2 separate regions of the Homo sapiens genome follow, and region 2 is linked to region 1. Evidence: chromatin contacts called from ENCODE Hi-C or POLR2A ChIA-PET data. All regions are on one chromosome and are shown on one strand. Each heading gives the region's core, a stretch centred on a gene start or an enhancer-like site at or near the end of the contact. The rest is flanking DNA. Distances are from core to core; before and after follow the strand shown.

What was found. A loop is a pair of places that touch in the nucleus more often than their neighbours do. ChIA-PET counts read pairs that join two places held with the same protein, here RNA polymerase II (POLR2A). Pooled maps may share reads with other maps.
Region 2: a loop to region 1 is called in a pooled map, with 2.7 times the contacts of the local background. The contact joins two enhancer-like sites. A Hi-C loop is called at or near these places in 5 of 168 maps with a recorded cell type or tissue (Caco-2, Calu3, PC-9 and 2 more), 2 of 37 single-sample maps with no recorded cell type and 5 of 50 pooled maps. POLR2A ChIA-PET finds 5 or more read pairs at or near these places in 5 of 52 experiments (BJ, HepG2, Panc1 and 2 more).

The regions. Positions count from the first base shown.
Region 1 is chr15:58,268,495-58,272,308 of GRCh38, reverse strand. No RefSeq gene overlaps it. Among named protein-coding and RNA genes, the nearest start is that of AQP9, 130 kb to the right of the region's middle. RefSeq lists an enhancer at 1,985-2,279. Within about 2 kb of position 2,103, at least 5 of the 41 ENCODE cell types and tissues checked have a DNase peak (open chromatin) inside an H3K27ac peak, as active enhancers do.
Region 2 is chr15:58,457,709-58,461,522 of GRCh38, reverse strand. All of the region lies in intron 1 of LIPC (lipase C, hepatic type), which reads right to left. All of the region lies in intron 2 of LIPC-AS1 (LIPC antisense RNA 1), which reads left to right. Among named protein-coding and RNA genes, the nearest start is that of LIPC, 28 kb to the right of the region's middle. RefSeq lists enhancers at 1,441-1,500, 1,531-1,670 and a silencer at 3,206-3,265. Within about 2 kb of position 1,692, at least 14 of the 41 ENCODE cell types and tissues checked have a DNase peak (open chromatin) inside an H3K27ac peak, as active enhancers do.

The DNA.
Region 1 (3,814 bases), core at 854-3,353:
CACTACCCCTAGGACTGAGGCAGGTACACATCTGGAAAAGGGCCTTCTCCCAGGGTGAGAGTCACATTTTACTGAAGGTTGACGCCCCCTGCATGGTGGAGAAGTCTGCTTAGGCCCCACAGTCTGGGGCTGGTAGACAGGCAAACTCGCTGCTAGAATGCTGGCAACACTGCTAGCAGACCACCTATTAGACTGCCAGTGATGAACTTTCTTGAACCCACTCACTGTGTTGCTGTGGAAGTCACTGGGAAGCCACCTGCTGGGGTGCCCGTAGAACTTGCTGGAAGCTGTGCTAACTGCTAGGTAAGTGGCCCCTCACCTGCAAACCACCCACTGGCTGCCACAGGAGCCGGAAGAGTAAAGCAACAGAACCAGAAAGAGAAGCCCCTTCCTCCTGCTGGTCTTTCCAGGGCCCTGTACTGTCAAGGACTAACATTGCAACAGCTGGGGTCCAGCTCTACATCCCAAAGGAGGGCACAGAAGAATGGATTAAGAGCCAAGAGGAATACATTGATAATTGGCACAGATTTTCTTTTGCTCACCGTTGCTACTTGCACCCCATCCTTCCTGTGTTTATAGTTTGATTTCTGAAGTACATCCTTTAGCAATTATTTTAGCGCGGGTCACTGGATAAATTTTCTCAGCTTTGTCCATCCCAAATTGTCTTTATTTTACCCTCCTCCTTGAATAATAGTTTAGCTGGGTATTAAATTCTACACTGACTGGTCATTTTCCTAAGTACTACAAAAATATTATTTCATGTCTTCTGATCTTTGTGGCTCTTATTAAAATTTTTGCTCTTAGTTTAATTATTTGTAGGCAATCTGTCTCTTGTTGCTTTGAAGATTTTTTTTTTTTTTCTGGTCTGGAGTTTCCTATCAATGTTCCAGGTTTTTATCTTATTTGGGAGTCTGTGTTTCTTCCATCGGTGGAGTCATTTTCAGAAAATCTCTATCAATTCTGGAAAAATCTCTCCCATTAACTTTCCAAACATTGCCTTCCTAGTTCACTCTGTTTTGTCTTTCTGGAACTCCTATTATCTGCATTTCAATGCTTTTTATTCTTTTCTCTATGTATTTTATAGATATTTTTGTCTAACTTTCTGTGCTGAATTCTGTGCAGATTACTCAGTTCTTCTTGTCCACTATTTTCTCTACAGCTATGTTTAATCAGCTACTGAGCTCATTCTTTGAAGGCTTGTTTTTCATTTGTAAAAGTTTTATTTGGTTATTTTTCGAATCTGCCTGTTCTTGTCAAGTCTCTCCTTTTTCTACTAATTTACAAATTTTCTTTTAAGCGTATTTATAATCTTTTCTTTTGGATTGTTTTATTATCAGAAGTTACTTTAGTTCTAAGCCCATTCTAAATTCTTTATTCTAAGTACTTTAGTTCTAAGCCCATTTAGTTCTAAGCCTGGTTCTAAATTCATTATTGTATTTTACTGTATATTTGACAATACTTAAGGGTTGTTCCGTTGTGAGTTTTTAAATTTTGGATTGGATGTATATTCAGTATTTCGCTTTTTGGAGAATGCTATGCCACCTTGGTTGAGGAAGTAACCCTTCATAATGTTTTTGTGTTTACTCATGCTAGGTAATATAAATTTGTATCTTTAATAGCATAGGCCAGAGATTTTTGATGTCTCAGTGGTATCAGTCTGGGTCTAATCGGGAGACAGAAACCACACATAATAACTTAAATAAGTTAATTTACTATAAGGCATTATTAAGCTATGTTAACAGAGTAACTAAAATGATGTAAAGGGAATGCTACATTGAGACTCTAGGGCTGAGAGAGAATACCCAAGGAAGGGCACATTTGGATAGGATGGGGCCTTCTTGAGGCTGGGGTTCAAAACTCATTGGCAAAGATGTGGCTGCAGCTCACAGGAAGGAGAGGAGTTTACTGCGGCCCATCCGCAGTTGCTGGGCAAACAGGAAACACAAGGTGTAAAGTCTGGAGCATGGGAAGTCTGTGTCAGGAGGACCATGGAAAGGTGGTCACAGGACTGGCTGGAATGGTGAGGTCACCGAGGGACCGTGCAGAACACCACTGGATGTCCCCCTTCACCCACCCTGCTGACCAACCCTGCAGCAGGAGCAATAAAAAGCCAAACCCCTCACACAGAAACCAGGAAGAGAAGCCCTTTTCCTCCTGCAGTGTCCCTCCAGTGCCCTCTGCTGACAAGTATAGTATGATCCTTACTGTGAAGGAGAAAGGCTTACAGTGTTCAGACTGTGATCCCAGACCAGGTATTACAAGTTCAAAGCTGAGAGGCAATAAATTAATAAATGCCTCAATTTATCAATCCATCTGGATTGGTATATTTTCTTCTCCAGAATGTGAGCAAAGACACCCTTGATCTATTTGCCAGTAAATTGATTATTGTTAGTCCACCTTTCTCTGCAGGTGCCACCCTTTGAGAGTTCAGGTTTTAAGCAGCGGCCCTGTTCCCACTCCCTACCTCATGTGGACTCAAGGACTTCTTTCCTTTTCCCACGCGGGCATTAAAGCCGGCGCCCCTAGGAAACTGATGTCAATATCTTCTCATCCAATTTGGCAGCTGCTCATCACTTACTACTTTTCTTTTATGGTCTCTTTTCATTTTCATCACTTGGGAATTTCCCTTTCTTGGTTGTGAACGCAGCTGTGCATTAAAAACAAAGTGACACACATTATACCTAGCATTTCTAAGAGGTCTTAGAGGGAAGAGTTCAGTCTCCATTCCTCTGGCAGCTTAACAATACCTGTTCTTGTTCTCTCTTGCAAGTTTCTGGGCCAGATACCTTTTTTTTTCCTCTTTTTTTTTTTTTTTTTTTTTTTTTTTTCCAGAAAAGGTCTGGCTCTATCACCCAGGCTGGAGTGCAGTGGCACTATCTCAGCTCACTGCAACCTCTGCCTCCTGGGCTCAAGCAGTCCTCCCACCCCAGCCTCTTGAGTAGCTGGACTATAGGCATGCACCACCATGCCCAGATCATTTTTGTATTTTTTATGGAGACGGGGTTTTGCTATGTTGCCCAGGCTGTTATTGAACTTGTGAGTTCAAGCAATCACCTGCCTCAGCCTCCTAAAGTGCTGGAATTAGAGGAGTGAGCCGCCACGCCCAGCCTTGGGCCAGAAAACTTCTTGAGACATATGCTAGAAGATTTAAAATGTAAATAAAATAACCCTCACTGCGAGTTGCATTATTTTATTTTAGCATATCATCAGACCATGGCTGCTAGTTTAGGTGATTAATAGCTAGACTATCTCAAGCTTGGTGAAGTGGCTTGTACAGTGCTTGTCACCTGTAACTTTCATATGTGCATTTTTAAAACACTGCAGAGATGAATTTGTGGCAGCAAGAAGGGATTTTAATCTCCACCTGAGGGCTCTGCATACTTTGGTGGGTGTGTAACCAATTTCCATTTCATTAGTTATGTAAGATGTGACTTAACTCAATAACTGGATCCGACCCACATTTCTGATTTACTTCAGCAATGTATTAGCAAACATATAGGTTACGCTATGCATTGGCCTTACCCTTAGTTTAATTTTGGAGGTTGGTGTATTGTTTTACTGGGGAAACGTGTGCCCTAGAAATGTAAGGAGACTTTCCTCTGAGCTTCTGACACATTTTGCATACATCTAGACTATACTGCCTATCAATTGCAATGTAGTTTTTGTTTACTTGCTGACATTCCCTTCCAATTAGATCTTTGAGGATGAGATCTTTTTATCTGCCCCAGGGCCTCACACAGCTGCAGAAAGGAGATGATAATTAAATAATTTTTGAGTAAAGCACATTTTGCCTAGGATCATACAACTAGAAGTA
Region 2 (3,814 bases), core at 443-2,942, 190 kb before region 1:
GCAGGAGAATCGCTTGAACCAGGGAGCCAAGCAATTGTTGCAGTGAGCCAAGATCGAGCCACTGCACTCCAGCCTTGGTGACAGAGTGAGACTTTGTCTCAAAAACAAAGAAACCATAGGCTCTGTACTGAGACTGTGTTCAAATCCTGGCTCTGGGAGTTGCCAGCTTTGTGACTTTGGGCAAGTTTCTCTGCCTCTATAAACTTCAGTTTCCTTATCTATAAAGTGGGAGCAATGATAATTCCTGCAGCTGGCTGCTGTGAGGATTGGTAGTTGAGCACTTGGTGGGATAACTGGTATAGCCTTCAGTAAATGTTAGCTTTTTTTATTGTTACTATTGCAGCCAATCTTTAAATGCTGTTAGTTTTTCCTTTGAAGTGTTTCCTGGGTCTTGTTATGACGTCTCCCTCCCAGCAGTGACCACTTCAAGCTCTGCACTTGAGAACTGCCGTCCTCACCTCACTTCTGGGTTTCTGCACATCTTCAAATTGGCCTTGGTGGCTTTCTTCCTTCCTCTGTAACCATCCTGTGGACCAACCCCAAACAAACCCCTCTTACATGCCATGTTCGGGTCAGTCCCTTGGTCAAAACCACTGGTACTTTCTCTCAGAGAAGCACCAATCTGGCCCATTGTCCTCTTGCAGATGAGAAAACTGAGAGCTAAAGAGGCCATGGGACTACGCCACCTGCCAAGGAAGTCTGTTCCTGAGCTCTGGGTCTCCTGACTTCCCATTCTCGCTGGCTGTTCTCTAACAGCTGCCCTCTTTTCCCAGCTCCAGAGCTTCTCTAAACTCTCCCTGGAAAACATCATGGCGAGTAGGAAATGGACCTGTGTGAGCTCTGCAGTGGGCCATTGAGTTTGCAGCCCAGCCTGGCCCTTACTGGCTGAGTGACCTTGAACAAGTGATGTCACCCATCAGAGCCTGGGTTTCCCAGCCGTGGAGAGCAGCGTTATTCTAAGAGCTCCCTTACAGGGTGAGAGTGAGGGTGGAAGACGTGATTATTACCTAAGTGGAGGGCTTGGTAGAGTGTCTGGCACGCAGTACGAGGCTGAGATGTTGAAGGCTACTCTCTGGTTGGGAGGCCATCCTGGCCCAGGGCCCACCTTAACTGTGCCCACCCTGCCTCCCATCCAGCCTTCACCTTTCCTTTTGCACATCCACATCCCAAGTCGGCCCCAGCCTTTCCTCTCACCATGAGCTGTTCTCCACTTCCTGAATTCCTCAAAGTCCTACCTCACTGCTTCTCCTGCAGAGTTAGAACTCCAGGAAAAAGCCAAAACTTTATTTCAGAACTCTGTTATAAACATCCTTAAAGACAGATGCCAGGTGGTGGGTGGGGCCGAGGCCCTGAGAGTGGAAGGGTTTTGGGGATGTTCATCGGCTTGAACAATGCTCATTGGGAGCTGAAAAGACTTTCAGAGCAGAGCCCTACAGGGTGCTCAGACGTAACCACCGTGGGCTTGGAAGCTGCAGTACGGGACCCATACAGCCTTCCCTTTGGGCCTCCAGGGTGAGCCTTGAGAGTTGTTTTCCCTTCTTAGGAAAAAGGGAGAGGTAGGTTCTTGCTAGGTGTGAGCCTGCTGCACCCACCAACTGGCTACCGTTCTGATCTCATAGCAACGCAGTGGCCCCACTCAGGGCCTCCCAGGGCCCCGCCTGTGAAGGAGGAAGCTGAGAGGAGTGCCCAGGGCTGAATCCCTCAGATACCTCTGTCCTTCCCCCAAGGGGTAAGGGAGCGGGCATCTGTTCCCGTGCAGGCGTCCTTGGGGACGGGTGTGGATTCCTTCCTGTGACAGCTGCAGAAGCCACCAGAACACGGTGCAGAGCACGAGGCTGATTTTCAATCCCAGTGTGGGCCACACCCTATGTGGGGGGAGTGTTTGCTTTTCCATAAATGTAAAAATTGCTTAATATGACTCCAGAGAAGACTAAACACCTGTTTGCTGGTGGACTCTCTCTCGTTTATTTTTTCTGTTTTCAGGAGCGGGTGGGACTTCCTCCAGAAACTGCTGGTTTCCTGAAAATCTGGACCATGCCTGAGACTTTTTTATGAACTTTTAGCTTTGTTTTGATTTATTTATTTATTGTGAGCTCTCTAAGGGACATCAAAAAAAAAAAAGAAAGAAAAAAGTCGATTCTCCAAAAGATTTTCACTCAAGCTTAGCAAAGGACAGAACTACAATGTCACCAGCAAATGTTTGCCCCTCACTGAGCATTCTCCAAAGTGAGGTCTCTAAAAAGACACTGTCTATGTCACTTCCTGCTTGCTGGGAAAAGCCAAAGTTTCACTAGGCTTTGACCCAGAGGTCGTCTTGCAGTGAGGGAGGCCATCTCCTCCTGATGTCCACTGGGCCTTTGGTTTTCAATGACTGAAAGCTGTTTTTGTCCCAGCAGAACTACAAAATACATACCTCACCTAAAAAAATAGGAGGCATGACTACCATCTCTCCCTCTTGGAATGTATTGCACCTATAGCCAAGGGGAGATGTATAGCCTTCTCAATGTTCTATGACCTAGCACCTTTTTCTCTTAAATATTCACTAGAAAACTAATAAAGCCATGGACATACTCTGATGTTATCGATGGCAGATTTTGGGGTTGACCTAATGTACTTTTTCCCCACTTAACGCACAACTTAATCATCTCCTGAGGAACAAAGAGATGGTGGCAAAAAACCCTCTGTAAAACCTTTTTCCTGTTCCACTGGGAAACCAGGATCAAGGACAAGGGACAGGAATGGTGCAGGGACAGGAGCTAGTTGTATAAGATGTGTAATTTTGAGGGGCAGAGGGGTGACCAGATTCTGCTGGCAAGGGCTGAGAAACAGGGAGTTCTTTGGTTTCTGATGGGGAAAGAAACCATAGAGTGTTATTTAGCCCTGTTGGAAAGCTGGTCTCTGAAAACTGAAAGCACCCAAGATAACGGGGATAAAGATGGGAAAAGGTTAGAGGTGGGAAGGGTTAGAGGTTGCAAAGCCTCAAGTAAGACTTATTCTTTGGGTGGTGTCATTCTAAATGTTTTGACTTGGAGGAAAGAGCTGGGAATGAGGACAATGTCCCTGCTATTATAACAGCAGCATATGCACCAACATAAAGAAAAATCCTGTTTAAGAAAAACCTGCCTGGGCTGTGCTTTAATTGCAAGAGGTAGAAGGACGTGGTGGGGGAGGCTCAGCTGCTGGTCTAACAATAGCATAAGCCGACCTTGCTCAGGGGAAGTCCATTGCTAAACTTCAAAGTTCAGTCTGTGAACTTCACATTTAGGAAGCACTTCCTGATGACCTCATTTAAAATTTTATTCTTCCAAGGGACACAGTACAGAATATATGGACTTACATTTTTTTTTTTTCTCCAGCAATTTCCCTGCTTCTGTAGGAGTAAAAAAACGGAAACAGGTGCTTATGTATTTATTTTTAAAGCTCCCTAGCTACTAAGGACAGCAAGGACTTTTGCCATTTAATTTTTGTTATTGTCTAGCTCATGAAAATGTATTTCTTAATCCTCCAGCTACACATATTCCTGATGAGAAAAAGTATAAACTGGTATGTCCTATGCACTCTAGGAGCCCTTGATTTAAGACTAACCACACGGCATGTACACAGACAGCCATGTAGAAAATGCCTGCAGAGCCAGCATCAGGGGCAGGATGGAGACATGGGCCCGGGATAGAGTGGAAAAGGAATTGTGTGAATCACGGAGGTGGACAAGTGTTTATGTACAAGATGGAAATCCTTACCATATATCCAGTTCAGTCAGGTTTATGTGAAGGAAATGACCAAGCCAGTGCTACTTGCTCTTTCGATTACCAAATGG